2 separate regions of the Homo sapiens genome follow, and region 1 is linked to region 2. Evidence: read pairs that join two places in POLR2A ChIA-PET (ENCODE). Cell type or tissue: Panc1. All regions are shown on one strand.

What was found. ChIA-PET counts read pairs that join two places held together with the same protein. Peaks named below come from ENCODE experiments on the same cell type or tissue, not always from the same donor. Only the 100,000 strongest peaks of a DNase experiment are listed, where the experiment ranks them.
Region 1: POLR2A ChIA-PET joins it to region 2 with 13 read pairs; 2 of 35 experiments call an interaction of 5 or more read pairs at or near these places.

Annotation. Positions count from the first base shown.
Region 1 is chr6:245,558-253,557 of GRCh38, forward strand. No RefSeq gene overlaps it. Among named protein-coding and RNA genes, the nearest start is that of DUSP22, 43 kb to the right of the region's middle. RefSeq lists an enhancer at 6,567-6,636. In Panc1, no CTCF peak of the experiment used is centred here; no DNase peak of the experiment used is centred here; H3K27me3 peaks cover 1,374 bases.
Region 2 is chr6:419,755-427,754 of GRCh38, forward strand. No RefSeq gene overlaps it. Among named protein-coding and RNA genes, the nearest start is that of IRF4, 32 kb to the left of the region's middle. In Panc1, no CTCF peak of the experiment used is centred here; a DNase peak (open chromatin) is centred at 3,147; H3K27ac peaks cover 278 bases.

The DNA of each region.
Region 1 (8,000 bases), 170 kb before region 2:
TTTGCATAAGAGTCTGCCAATCACCCTTTAACACATTTCATCACTACTCTTGAGTTCACTCTTCCCTCCTTCATAAAGCCGCATCACCTTCTGACATGAAGCAAACCCTGAAACAAGGTCTGCAAATCACAGGCTCATGATGGGCCCAGATTCTCTGCAAAAAAGAAAGGACATCAAATAAGATAGATGTCATAAAGTGATTACCTTCATTATGAGCAGTCTGGAAACCCAGTCTTGGTAATGGTTTGAAGTCATCAAATGTATCTACTCCCCTTATATAAATTTTACAGTTGTGTAGGCATGTTAGGTTGAACCATATGAAATTGCTGTTCTACAGGTTAAAGTGTTCAATATGAGCAAATCCCCATGGTTTGACCTAATAGATATGTATGCAATTATAACACTCATATGGATGTGTATGTAGAGATACACAACGCACGCATTCATACAGAGTAAAACTACATCATGAGTGAAAGTTCTGGGCTAATTTAGGTGTAAGCAGAAAATCATGCTTCTTGGTGTACGTGTTTCTGTTCCTTTAAACTCTAATTTCTGGAAGTTTATGTGAAATGAGGAGAGGAGTCTGTGCTATATTGTGGGAAACTTATGAGGCCAGGAATTAGGAAACCTACAGTCTCACTTGCTCTAAGACGTACTCATCCCTTTAGTGGACATTACTTTAGTAAATTTTTCTTGGATTCTGAAGGATTTTACAGGTTCTCAATCTGTTTTTTCCTGAGGATCCAGAATGGATAGGAGATTGGGTTGAGTTGAAGCTTAAAATTATCTATTTTCCTTTTGTTTTGCTTCTTTCAGTTTTGAAGAAAAATATTTCCTGATATAACCTTTTTTTCCTGATTGGCCTCTTTCTACCAAACTAAGAGAGCAGCAAACACAAAATGTGGCTGAGATTCCATTTGGCAGGAATCCAGCGATTCTGAGTTTGGTTCTCCACATTTTGCAGAACACATCCGCCTGACTCACAAACCTACACTCTCCCATGTCCATCATGGTGAAGGTGCCGACATGATGCTAATGACTCACACGCACCAGAGGAGGGTGACACTAGACGCACTCGTGGAGCCACTCATGCTCGGTTTCCTAATTATGGGAAAGACTTGTGTTGAGCCACCTTCACGTTCTCACCTTCTCCTCTGCAATGTATGTGACCTTCCAGCACAGGCACCAGCCCTTAGAAATATGTCAGCCTGTCTGGTCAATATGGTGAAACCCCATTTCTACTAAAAATACAAAAATTAGCGGGGTGTGGTGGTGGGCGCCTGTAGTCCCAGTTACTCAGGAGGCTGAGGCAGAAGAATCCCTTGAACCTGGAAGGTGGAGGTTGCAGTGAACCGAGATCACACCACTGCACTCCAGCCTGGGTGACAGAGAGAGACTCCGTCTCAACAAAAAAAAAAAAAAAAAGAAAAAAGAAAGAAATATGTCAATATGTCAGCCTGTAAAATCTGTCTCCAGAGAAAGGGAAGAGAAGGAATTACCATGTCTTGGCTTGGGTTGTAGTTGGTGAAGTTTACTATTGTGTACAGAAGAACTTGAATTTTCTCTAATCATTAGTAGTAAGTAAAACATGCTTCTTAATGGAGTGACTGTTGTGGAGACATAGAGAAATACAGAAAAAAAATTACATATATATATATATGGAACAGGGTGAGGGAGAGACAAAAGAGAAATAATACACACTTTTTTGCATAATAGCTTTATAGAGGTATAATTCATACCATAAAATCACTCTTTTAAAGTGTGAAATTTAGCGTTTTTTAATACTTTTGAAGAGTTGTGTAACCATCATGACTACGTAATTTAGAACATTTTTATCACCTTCAAAAAAAATATATCCCACACCTATGAGCAGTCACTCCCTATTTTCTCTTCCTCCCAGCCCCTGGCAATCACTAATTTAGTTTCTGGCTCTGTGGATTTCCCTTTTTCAGACATTTCGCATCCATGGTCTGATACAGCATGTGGTCTTTTGCGCCTGGCTTCTTTCACTTCACATTTTCAAGGTCTTTGGGGGTCATTAGCGCCGTGCCATGGATAAGAACTTCATTTGCTTTTGTGGCTAATAGTCTCTTGTATGGATAGACCACATTCTGTTTAGTCACTCATCAGTTGATAGACATTTGGGTTGTTTCTACTCTTTGGCTATTACAAAAAATGCTGCTACTATGAACATTTATGTACAAATGTTACGTAGACATATGTTTTGATTTCTGGGGTATACACCCAGGAGTAGAATTTTTAGGTAATATAAGAACTCTGTTTAATATTGTGGGTAACTGACACACTGTTTTCCAAAGTGGCTGCACCATTTTACATTCCCATGGTAAACTAAGAGGGTTCCAATTTTTCGTGTCCTTGCCAATACTTACTATTTTTTTTGAGATGGAGTCTCACTCTATTTGGAGTGCAATGGCGTGATCTCAGCTCACTGCAAACTCCGCCTCCCGGGTTCAAGCGATTCTCCTGCTTCAGCCTCCTGAGTAGCTGGGATTACAGGCAAGCACCACCACGCCCGGCTAATTTTTGTATTTTAGTGGAGATGAGGTTTCACCATGTTGGTCAGGCTGGTCTCGAACTCCTGACCTCGTAATCTGCCTGCCTTGGCCTCCCAAAGTGCTAGGATTACAGGCGGGAGCCACAGCGCCTGGCCAATACTTACTATTATTTGTCTAATTATAGCCATCCTCATGGGTGTGAAGTGATATCTCATTGTGGTTTTGATTTTCACTTCCCTAATGGTGGATAATTTTTGGGCATCTTTTCATATTCTTGTTGGCCATTTATATATCTTTCTTAGAGAAATGTCTGTTCAGATCCTTTGTGCATTTTTTTAAAAAATAGCTTATTTTTCTTTTTATTATTGAGTTGTAGATGTTCTGTACTTATTCTAGAAGCAAGTTACCCTTCTATTCTGAATATATTTGATTTGCAAATATTTTTCCCATTTTGTGGGGTTTTTTTTTTTAACCTGATGGTGTCTTTTGCAGAACAAAAGTTTTTAATTTTGATCAAGTCCAATCAATCTTTTTTTTTCATTTGCCACTTTTGCTTTGTTGTTTTATCTAGGAAGACTTTACCTAACTCAAGGATATTAAAATTTACCTTTAGTACTTCTTCTAAGAGTGTATAGTTTTAGCTCTCACATTAAGGTTTATGACTCATATGGATTTAATTTTTGTGTATGTAAGAAAGGAGTCCAACTTTATTCTTTTGCATGTTGATATTCAGTTTTCCCAGCACCATTTGTTAAAAAGATCTAGAGAGAGGAGGGTAATACTGGACCTACTCATAAAACCACCCGTGCTTGATTTTCTAATTTCTAATTTAAAATTATATCTATGAGTCTAATAATTTCCTAATTTTTAAAAATATTTTAATTTTTAATTTTGTGGGTACATAGTAGGTGTATGTATTTATGCAGTACATGAAACATTTTGATACAGGCATATAATGTATAACAATCACATCAGGGTAAACGGGGTATCCATCTCCTAAAGCATTTGTCATAGCTTTGTGTTACAAACAATCCAATTATAATCTGTTAGGTATTTTAAAATGTACAATAAATTATTGTTGACTGTAGTCACCCTGTTGTGATATCAAATACTAGATCTTATTCATTCTAATATATATATTAGAATATATACATATATTCTAATTCATATATATACATATGTATAAATAGAAAAGAAATATATATATTTCTTTTTTTTTTTTTTTGTAGATGGAGTCTCGCTCTGTCACCCAGGCTGGAGTGCAGTGGCATGATCTTAGCTCACTGCAACCTCCGCCTCCTGGGTTCAAGTGATTCTCTTGCCTCAGCCTCCCAAGTAGCTGGGACTACAGATGCACGCCACCATGCCCGGCTTATTTTTGTATTTTTAGAAGAGACAGGGTTTCAGCATATTGGTCAGGCTGGTTTCGAACTCCTGACCTCAAGTGATCCACCTGCCTCGGCCTCCAAAAGTGCTGGGATTACAGGCATGAGCCACCGCACCCACCCATTCTAACTATATTTGTGTACACTTTAACCATCCTTCTGTCCTCCCCACCCCAGCCCTTACTACCTTCTGGGAACCATTCTTCCCCTCTGTATCTCCATGAATTCAACTGTTTTAATTTTTAGCTTTCACAAGTGAGTGAGAACATGCAAAGTTTGTCAGTCAGTGCCTGGCTTGTCTCACTTAACATGATGACCTCCAGTCCCATGCATATTACAGCATCTAATTCTTTTCTATGGCTGAATAGTACTTTATTGTGTATATGTACCACATATCCTTTATCCATTCATCTATTGATGGATACTTAGGTTGCTTCCAGATCTTGGCTATTGTGAATAGTGCTGCAATAAACATGGGCATGCAGACATCTCTTCAGTATAGTGATTTTCTTTCTTTTGGGTATATACCCAGCAGTGGGATTGCTGGATTCTAGGGTAGCTCTATTTGTCAAAATTGATTGGCCACAAACATAAGGATTTATTTCTGGACTCTAAATTCTCTTCCATTGATCTACATGTCCGGCTAGTACCACACTGTCTTGCTTACTGTCACTTTGTAGTAAGCTTTAAAATCAGGACGTGTGAGTCTTTCAACTTTGTTTTAATTTTTCAAGATTGTTCTGGTTATTCTTGGTGCCTTGCCTTTCCGTATGAATTGTATAATAAGCTTGTCAGTTTCTGCCGAAAAAAAAAAGCCAGCTGGGATAATGATAGGGATTATATTGAATCTGTAGATCAATTTGGGGAGTACTGCCGTCTTAACAATAAGTATTGAGTATTCCAATCTATGTTCATGAGATGTCTTCCATTAATTTAGATCCTCTGTAATTCTTCCAATGATGTTTTGTACTATAGTTTTCAGTGTAGAAGTCTTGAATTTTTTGGAAAAATCTATCCTTAAAATATTTTATTCTTTTTGATACTATTATAAATGGAACTATTTTCTTACTTTTATTTTCAAATTGTTCATTGCTAGTGTATAGAACCAACCGACTTTTGTATATTGATCTGCTACCCAGCAACCTTAATGAACTAATTTTATATGCCTAATAGTTTATTTTGTGGCATGCTTAGAATTTTTAATATTAGATCATGTCATCTACAAACAGAGATAGTTTTACTTCTTTCTTTCCCATCTGATGTCTTTCACTTTTCTTTCTTGTCTAATTGTCCTGGCTTGATCCTCCATTGCAATGTTGAATAGAAGTGGTGAGAGTGGACTTCCTTAGGGCAAAAACATTCTGTCTTTTACCACATGTGTAATGTTAGGTGTGGTTTGTTTGTAGATTCCCTTGATCAGGTGGAGGAAGTTCCCTTCTATTCTTAGTTTTTGTGTGTTTGTATTATGAAAGATTGTTAAATTTTGTAAAATGCTTTTTTTCCCATCTCTTCAGATGACTATGTGGTTTTGTTGTCATGCTATTAATACAGTGCATTACATTGACTGATTTTTCAAAGTTAAAGCATCCTTATCTTCTTTGGATGAATCTCATTGGATTCAGTTTGTGTTTTGTTGAGGATGTTTGTATTGATATGTATAAGGGATATTGGTTTGTACTTTTCTTATGATATCTTTGACTGGTTTTGGTATCAGGGTAATACTGGCGACATAGAATAAGGTGAAAAGTGTTTCCTCCTCTTCTCTTTTTAAGAGTTTATGAGAGGGTCCGGGCGTGGTGGCTCATGCTTGTAATCCCAGCACTTTGGGAGGCTGAGGCAGGCGGATCGCTTGAGGTTGAGAGTTCGAGACCAGCCTGACCAACATGGAGAAACCCCATCTCTACTAAAAATACAAAATTAGCCAGGTGTGGTGGCACATGCCTGTAATCCCAGCTACTCAGGAGGCTGAGGCAGGAGAATTGCTTGAACCCGGGAGGTGGAGGTTGCAGTGAGCCGAGATCACACCACTGCACTCCAGCCTGGGCAACAAGAGCGAAACTCCGTCTAAGGAAAAAAAAAAAAGTTTATGAGAGATTGTTGCTAATTCTGCATTTGATAGAATTCACCAATGAAGCCATGTGAGTCTGAGCTTTTTGGTAGGAAGTTTTTAATTACCAATTCAATCTCCTTACCTGCTACATGTCTATTCGTATTTCTTATTTACCCCTCTCTCGGCTTCAATAGTTTGTGTCTGGTATACACATGTTAAAATAAAAATGTTAATTTGAAGTTTCTCCCCATCCCTGTCATCTACCTATCCTCCTTATTACTTGGGCTCATCTCCTTGACAGCAACTATAGGAAAAACAAGAAAGCAAAAATATTATCTCTTTACATGCGACAGATTCCTTTGGATTTTGCTCCCCCATGGCTTCTTTTGATATGTTTGGTCTCCTAGCCCCTCCTCTTTAAAACTTCTCGACTCTAGAAAAACACAGAAGAAAAAGACTGAGCGAGAGAAAGAGAAAGATTGTTCTAGTGAGATTTGAATCCATTCTGTAGTGCCACATGGATAAAAAGTAGGCCTATCAAATGTCACAAATGGGCTTGACTCACTTGGCATCTCAAAGCCCTTATGACATGTAACTGCTAGCAAAGGTGTGATGATTCATATCTTCAGCAGAATTGAGAACATGAAACTCTACTTTGCCTTCCTCCTTAGAATTGTTCAGAGGAAATGTTATTTCTTCCCTGAAAGTTGGTTGCAAGTTTCTTTCCTTTCTTACTGAATGAAATGTCACATATATTGATAGATGACCACTTTCACACAGAGCTAGGTAAATAAGATTATGATTCTTATATTAATTCCAGAGTGATGATTTGATAAAGAGAGGAGATAATCCATCATTTCATCCTTGCAACAGAGGTCTCAATTTTGTTGTTATTAGAAGGAGATGAATTATTTTTTCTTTAATATACTTTAAAAAACAAAACCAACCACCATCAGCAACAAAAATACTCTCTAAACTTGTGTTTAAACTGCAGCGGAAAAAACTATTTTAGTGAACTTAGCATTTTCCTAGTATTACCTCACCTCAGGATTTGAGTTTTCCAATGACTGTGGCAGTGCCTTGTTATTTTTAGGGATTCGACAGCCTTTTCTGCAAACCGTCCCCTTAAACTCTCCCTCATCTACCTCTGCATTGTGATTATCTCATATATCAAAAAGTTTCTTTTTCTCTAAGATGAAGCTGGCTTATCTTTATTCAGTCTAGAAGATTTGATTGCACAGAAATGATCTAATAGTTGCCCACCGAAGGATTTCACTGCACCCGAACTCATTCAAAATGCTTCCTTAGTCAGTTTGTTCTTGTTTTCCTTCTAAGTTTTGCATGCTTCTTAAACCCTGTTTCAGAAAGTCAAAGAAACATACCTTCTCATTCATTTAAACAACACTGAAGGACCTGAAAAAGCCTGTCCTTAATTATTTCATAACTGAAACGAAAACAAATTTTAGCATGTCAGTCTGATCTTGTAAGCCATACACAGGAAACCCAAGGTCAGCGTAGAGTGTCTTATTCTAGAATGGTAAGCCAGGCATTATTGTTTCTATTATTCTATAAATTACAGCTGACATGCATGTATGACAGCTTAACACAGATATTAAACAGACCAAAGAGACTTTCAATTTCTACCTACAGTGACAGATTATTTATCTCAACAGGTAAAATCATAATAAATCCAAAACTCTTAGGGATGCCATGAAGTGTTTATTTTCTAGTTGGAGAGGAAATTATGTTGGCACCTTAATTACGCTTTATTTTACTGTTTCATTCATGGGCCTCGGTTGCACAGAATCAGATGACTCATAATTCTTGCTTCACCACACACTTCCCCACTGGCCCATGCACGGCCCTTTTCTATTAATTTACTCATTTATTTATTTCTAATAATACAAAAAAAACACCCACGGACCCACCACCCATCACCACTGATCCATAAGCCAGGACTATGAATTTTTTTTTTTTTTGAGACACAGTCTCACTCTGTCGCCCAGGCTGGAGGGCAGTGGCATGACCTCGGCTCACTGCAACCTCTGC
Region 2 (8,000 bases):
CAGTGGCATTAAGTAATTCACATTGCTGTGCAGCCATATCCAGCATCTGTCTGCAGGACTTTCTCATCTTCCCAAATTGAAACCCTGTCTCCATCCCACACTATCTCCCCATTCCCTGGCCCCTTTGCCCCCAGCCCCCACCATTCTACTTTCTATCTCTATGAAACTGACTACTCTGGATACCTTGTATGCGTGGAATCCTGCAGTATTTGTCCTTCTGTGTCTGGCTTATTTCACTGAGCTTGATGTCCTCCAGGTTCGTTCATGTTGCAGCACGTGTCAGAATTTCCTTTCTTTCTAAGGCTAAATCATATTCCATTGCATGGGTGGACCATATTTTGTTCATTTATCTGTCCTGAACACTTGAGTTGCTTCCGTGTTTTAGCTACTGTGAATAACGCTGTTGTGGACATGGGTGGACAAATGGGTCTTCAAGACCCTGCTTTCAATTCTTTCATGTGTATACCCAGAAGTGGAACTGCTGGAGCGATGAAAATTCTATAATTAATATTTTAAAGGTACCACTGTACTGTTTACCACAGTGGCTGCATCATTTTACATTCCCACCAGCAATGCACAAGGATTCCAGTTTCCCCACATCCTCACCAACACTTGTTATTTTCTGAAGAACATTGATTTTTTTAAAAAGGATTCATTCCACAAACATCTTCTGAAGACTCCCCATGTTCCTGACCCTCCCTGCTTTCCAGGGATAGCCAGCTGTAATCGCACAGCTTCTGTGTGGGTGCAGGAGGCCAGCAAGCACTGAGACAGACGCTACGGGCAGGGCATTTCCGAGAAGGAAATATTTTCATTCTCCATTTTTAAGGTGAGAAACTGAGGCCCAGGAGTGTAAAGCCAGTACCCTAATATACAACTACTAAAAGAGGAAGCCAGGATTCAAATCCAGGCCTTTGTGGTTTCATAGCCTTATCTCTTAATTCTGATGCCAGCCTGCCTTCCCTTCCACCATTGACGTACCAAGAGTCAGAGAGGTGGCACGGTGTACCTGTATCCACACCACTGGTGAGCAGCCCTCCAGCATCACACCCAGACTTTCTAAGATGCTTGGTATCCCACAGATGGGAGCCAATTTCTTTAGGTGGGGAAAGAGAATGGGAGCAGAGAGAACAGCCTGTTCCACAAAGAAAGGAGAAGAACCAAGAGTTTGGGATTAAGCATAAAGGTCTAATTAACATTTATTAGGTGCTAAGTGCACTGCCATGTGTCAACTCCTGTAATCCTTGAAGTAATCCTGGGAGACAGGCATTTCATTTCTCACCTTACAGATGGGGGCACAGAGCACAGGGAGGATCTTGAGAGGGTCCCATGGTCAGCAAGTGTTGGTGAAAGGATATCATCCTGGCTGGTCCTACCCAGGTGCTCCATCTTCATCCTATAAAACTCTCTGTGCTTTAGTTTCTTCTATGAAACAGGACACCTATTTCATAGGGTAGTTGTCGGGATTAGTGATAAAGTGCTAAGAGTAATAGCTGGGGCACAGTTAATCCTATGTAAATATTGGCGAATTGTCTTAGTCTGTTGCCTGTTGCTATAATGGAATACCATAGAGTGGGTAATTTACAAAGAAAAGTATGTATTATTATGATTCTGGAGGCTGGGAAGTCCAAGAGCATGGCACTGGTACCTGGTAAGGACCTCCTTGCTGCATCATAACGTCGCATGGCTGAGGGTGTCGCATGGCCAGAGGGCATGGGCACGCCAGCTCAGGTTTCTCTTCCTCTCCTTAGGAAGCCACCAGTCCCATCATGGGGGCCGCACCCTCATGACCTTATCTAATCCTCATTACCTCCCAAAGGCCCTACCTCCAAATATCATCAGCAAATCAATGTGGGGGTTAAGTTTTCAACACATGAAATTTGGGGGACACATTTAAAGCACAGCAGCTATTACTAACTTGGTATTCATTAGAAGCTCCTTTGAGAGTAGGGCAGTACCTTCTTACCTCAGTGTTTCCTAAATTTTAGTCCTATTTACACTGCCTTCAAACTTTTGATTATTTATTTAAACATTATTTAATTTAAAAATATGACTATTATGCATTTAGTATCTGTTATCTATTTAAAACATTACTTCTTAAAATACTTTTAAAAGTATTGCTATTTTCTTAAAACTGTTGGTTTTAAACATTTTTCTTTAGACGAAGTCTTACTCTGTCACCCAGGCTGGAGTGCCATGGCACCATCTTGGGTCACTGCAACCTCTGCCTCCTGGGTTCAAGCAATTCTCCTGCCTCAGCCTCCCAAGTAGCTGGGACTATAGGCATGTGCCACCACACCTGGCTAATATTTGTTATTTTAGTAGAAATGGGGTCTCACTATGTTGGCCAGGCTGGTCTCAAACTCCTGACCTCAGGTGATCTGCTCATCTCAGCCTCCCAAAGTGCTAGGATTACAGGCATGAGCCATTGTGCCTGGCCTAAAGTTAAATATCTACTTTAGCACCATGTTGAGCAATAAAACGTGTAAAAGCCACAAGTTTGATGGGCCAATGATATATCTATTTTCCAACATCTTTTTTAAATAATTAATAAGAATTAAAATGCCTTTAGATGCATCTGAAGTCCTCTGGATTCCGAAACCCGTGGCAGGTGTAGTACTACTCCTTAGAGAGACACCAAATTCCCATCTGTCTCCCATGGTGCCTAGCATCTGCTTTTGGGGCCTCATGCTTATCAGATGAACAGAAAATTTAATCAATTAAGAATTAATTACTTGATTGATTATTGACTTCAGGGGAGATCTTCATTTTTACCCTGTAACTTTAATCAGTAGGTCAAGTTATAGACTGGAAGGAGGGGTTTCCTCTTTCTCTGACCAACCGTTTTCTCTGATCGGCCATAAATCTCCAACAAGCAAATCTCTCTGAAACCTGGTGACTGGATGCTTTCCTACAATTTCACAGCTTTGTTGGAAAATTCTGCCTTCCTTCTGGATAAGGAACATAAAGTCCTTGTCCATGGTCAGTCTCATAGATTGATTTACATTTTTTCCATGTTGCTGAAACATGACTCTTCTCTGTAAATGATTACATGTTGGAGTCTTTTCCTGGCAAAAAAAAAAAGAGCCAAGAAATGCAAACAACTGAAGCTGAGACACTCACTTCAGAGGTGCCTGAACATTTTAGTCATCCCCGTGGCTATGTTTGCTTGGGTGACCTCGCACCGGAGCTTACTCACCACCGTGTGATTTTGTGACCACATAACTTTTGCTCAATGTTTTAAAGGTTCATGAAACAACCAAGAGGCCTGCTTTCCCTCATGTTCATAAGCAATGGCAAAACAAAATTCAGGGTTTTTTTTTTTTTTTTTTTTTTTTTTTTGACATTTAGGACCCAGGTCATGATACAAAACATTGAACTTTAAAAGATGTTTAGGTTGAAAATTTTAAAAATAGATTTTAACCGTCTAAAGGAGAGAATAAGCAGAATGAGAGATGGAGTGACGTCCCCTCTCAGCGTGAGCTGCCTGGCCACATGCAGCCAACCTGGACCTGGCCGGCTGGTCACTTTGTTCTTAGTCTCCTCTGTGCTGGGAGGCTGTCCCTCCCCTTCTACCTGGTTCCTTCCACCTGGAATCAGGCGCTAGTTCATGTCTCCCCTCACCAGTGACCACAGCCAGAAGAGGAAGGTGAGTGGAGGGGCCATGGGGCTTCCATGGGCTTGTGGCCTGCCTGCCTGGACGGAGTCCCTGCTCTCCCACTGCTCTGTTCAAGACACTCTGGGTGAGGAGCAGGGAGCCCTTGTGCCTCTTACTCTTGATCCCAGACTTTCTTCAGCCTCCAAAGAGAGACCATGTGTGGCACAGGATGCCACCTCCTCTGTAGGATGGAGGCAGGGAGCCCTCACAAAGTCCCTTTGGAGCGCAGAAGAAAAACTCAGCTATGGAACAAGGTAGAGAATGGAAGCACGTTAGTGCTAGCAGAGTCTGCCTGAGACCTGGGTAGGTCCCCAACATTTGGGACGGCTGTTTTTGTCCTGGAGTTTGAAGGAGAAACCCCTGAAAGATGGGTGTGGCCGCGGGGAAAGAGGTGGGGTGTGGGCGGAGGGGGCCTCAGGGCAAGGCTTGGGGTGCGGCGGGGGCTGCAGAGGCTCCCAGTGCCGTGAGACGCGTGGCCGCGGGGCCCGTGCTGGCTGGGACCACCTCCAGGAGCCCGTGGGTGCCCGGGAAGAGGGCAGGAGGTGCTGGGCCCTGCTGGGGAAGAGGATCGGTAAGGACTTGCAGGTGACTTTGCTCGCCTGTCCTGAACAGGGCACAGGGAAGGCTTCCCAGGGCCGTCTCCTTGTGGCCTGGCTCCTGCGGGCCCCGAGCCAGCCCTTCCCGGCCAGCCCAGCACAACAGCCCCGCCAGTCCGAACCAATGGAGAACTGCTTCGCGATGGGAAGCCGACACCAGCAGCGAAAGCACAACTTCCGGCCAGGGGAAAAGCACACCTCCAACCATGCGGCGCTAGGCCTCGGCTCTCCAGTCCGCAAGGTCCTTTCCAGGCCGCCGCGGGCGCTGCTGAGCTCTGGACCGGACTGTCCCGCCCTCCCCGCCGAGGAAGCCCCCCGCCGGGCCTTCCCGCCCTCCCCGCCGACGGAGCCCCCCGCCGGGCCTTCCCGCCCTCCCCGCCGACGGAGCCCCCCGCCGGGCCTTCCCGCCCTCCCCGCCGACGGAGCCCCCCGCCGGGCCTTCCCGCCCTCCCCGCCGACGGAGCCCCCCGCCGGGCCTTCCCGCCCTCCCCGCCGACGGAGCCCCCCGCGGGGCCTTCCCGCCCTCCCCGCCGACGGAGCCCCCCGCCGGGCCTTCCCGCCCTCCCCGCCGACGGAGCCCCCCGCCGGGCCTTCCCGCCCTCCCCGCCGACGGAGCCCCCCGCCGGGCCTTCCCGCCCTCCCCGCCGACGGAGCCCCCCGCGGGGCCTTCCCGCCCTCCCCGCCGACGGAGCCCCCCGCCGGGCCTTCCCGCCCTCCCCGCCGACGGAGCCCCCCGCCGGGCCTTCCCGCCCTCCCCGCCGACGGAGCCCCCCGCCGGGCCTTCCTTTCTGCGTTACCCTTCCCGTGCTGGGCCTGGCGCCTGGGTGTCAGGGCCTCCTCCTGGGACAGAGGAAGGGGCCAGGCTCCCTCTGCAGACAGCTCTGGGGCCTACTCCGCGTTTCCAACCAGCACCGCAGGAAACCTGCGCACCCAAAGGCGAAAAGCGGGCACAGCAGGGCAGAAGGGAGCCGTGGCCAGGGAGGAGGAATGCAGAGACCTGCAGAAGAACCAAAGCTAGCTGCAGAGAAACTGGAGCAGGGATCTGGGGGTCCCAAGGCAGCGGTCCTGGGCAGAACCCCGCTGAGGCTTGTTAGGAAACAAGTGAAACTGTCAAAACCTGAGACTCCCTGGTGTGCCTCCGCCAGGCAGCTCCAGAGCTCCAAGTATTGTGTCTGGAATTTGAGTTCCTGCTCTCACTGACTTCAAGAATGAAGCCACAGGCCCTCACGGTGAGTGTTACAGTTCTTAACGTCAGCATGTCCAGAGTCTGTTGCTTCTGATGTATCGGATGCATTCGGTTTCTTCCTTGTGGTGGGTTTGTGGTCTCACTGGCTCAAGAGTGAAGCTGCAGACCTTTAGTGCGAGTGTTGCAACTCTTAAAGCTGCACTTCAGGAGTTGTTCGATCCCTCTCAGTAGGGTTATTGTCTCATTGGCTTCAGAAATGAAGCTGCAGACCTTCAAGATAAGTGTTACAGTTAATAAAACCAGTGTGGACCCATAAGAGTGAGCAGTAAGCAAGATTTATTGCAAAGAGAAAAAGAACAAAGGTTCCACAATGCAGAACGTGACCCGAAGGAGTTGTCGCCGCTGACTCAGGCAGCCTGCTTTTATTCTCTTATCTGGCCCCACCCACATCCTGCTGATTGGTAGAGCTGAATGGTCTGTTTTGACAGGGCGCTGATTGGTGCGTTTACAACCCCCAAGCTAGACATAAAAGTTCTCCAAGGCCCCACCAGAGCAGCTAGATACAGAGTGCCGATTGGTGTATTTACAATCCCTGAGCTAGACGTAAAGGTTCTCCAAGGCCCCACCAGATTAGCTAGATACGGTGTCCACACAAAGGTTCTCTAAGGCCCCACCAGAGTAACTAGATACAGAGTGTCGATTGGTGCATTCACAAACCCCGAGCTAGACACAGGGTGCTGACTGATGTGTTTACAAACCTTGAGCTAGATACAGAGTGTCGATTGGTGCATTCACAAACCCTGAGCTAGACACAGGGTGCGGACTGGTGTGTTTACAAACCTTGAGCTAGATACAGAGTGCCGATTGGTGTGTTTACAATCCCTTAGCTAGACATAAAGGTTCTCCACGTCCCCACTAGACTCAGGAGCCCAGCTGGCTTCACCCAGTGGATCCCGCACCGGGGCTGCAGGCGGAGCTGCTTGCCAATCCCGCGCTGTGAGCCGGCACTCCTCAGCCCCTGGGTGGTCGATGGGACTGGGCGCCGTGGAGCACGGGGCGGCGCTCATCGGGGAAGCTCGGGCCGCACTGGAGCCCACGGAGAGGGTGGGAGACTCAGGCATGGCGGGCTGCAGATCCCGAGCCCTGTCCCGCGGGAAGGCAGCTAAGGCCCGGCGAGAAATCGAGTGCAGCGCCGGTGGTTTGTCACTGCTGGGGGACCCAGTACACCCTCCGCAGCCGCTGGCCCGGGTGCTAAGCCCCTCATTGCCCGGGGCCTGCAGGGCCGGCCTGATGCTCCGAGTGCGGGGCCCGCCAAGCCCACGCCCACCCGGAACTCGCGCTGGCCCGCAAGCGCCGCGCGCAGCCCGGGTTCCGCTGGCGCCTCTCCCTCCACACCTCCCTGTAAGCTGAGGGAGCCGGCTCCGGCCTTGACCAGCCCAGAAAGGGGCTCCCACAGTGCAGTGGTGGGCTGAAGGGCTCCTCAAGTGCCGCCAAAGTGGGAGCCCAGGCAGAGGAGGCGCCGAGAGCGAGTGAGGGCTGTGAGGACTGCCAGTATGCTGTCACGTCTCAGTGTCACGCAGACTACTTGCAGGCAGGAGAAAAAGAGGCTGCACAGCACGGCTTCCTGCCAGTCAAAGGCCTAGGAGCAGCCCTGGGCTCTGCACTCTGTGTGCGGATGCAAAGGCACAGGGGGAGGAATCTGGCCAAATGCAAGCGCCCCTCACTGGGCATCTCTGCCTCCTGCCCTGCTTCTGCCAAGGCAGGCCTGGGGTGGGGGGGCCAGGCCCCAGGGGCCAGAGCCAAGTGTCTGCTTCTCTGCTGTTTTTCAACAGAGCCACCATAAAAAATACATAAACTTCTAATGAATTATATTAGCAACAAAGGTAATCCATACTCCAACTACTCATTACTTCCTGATTTCTCAACTGCATTTACTAGCATCTCTTCTTTAGAGGCGGTTTGTGTGTATTGCCTCTGTGGGGTGAAGGGTGTGCTGAAGTGCAGACTTTTCCAGCCCTGCGTTCAGAGGCATCAGGCTGGGAGCTTGAAGCTGGTGGGAGTATTTACACCACAGGGATGGGCAGAGACTGCACATCAAGGCTTGCTCCACCCCCTCCTCCATGCGGCTTGCAAGCCATGCATCAGCACACCCTGGGTGGGTTTGATTTGCTCTTCTGCTCCCCATTCCTTCCACCTTTGGTCTTAGCAGCTTGGGGCTACTAGGGTGAGAAAGAAGGACAGCAGAGATGGAGAGGAACTGAGGTCTCTCCCTCTCTGGTAATATCATAATACAGCTTTTTCTTGGACAACTCTGGCTGGCAGAGGTATCCAAAGGCTGGCTCTCGTGAATGAGTCCTAGGTGAGGCAGGGGGAAAGTCCCCCAGGAGCGTGGTTTGTAGGGATGGAAGGAGAGCTCTTGGAAGTCCCATCCCTGCAGGCCCTGCCCAAGGCACTTTTCCGGGGGTGGGCCAGCTCAGGCAGGCCAGGCCACTTCTGTTGGGTCCACTCTTGCCTCCCCGCACCGGGGCTGCCCCACATCTGTCTGTGTCTGCCTTTCCTT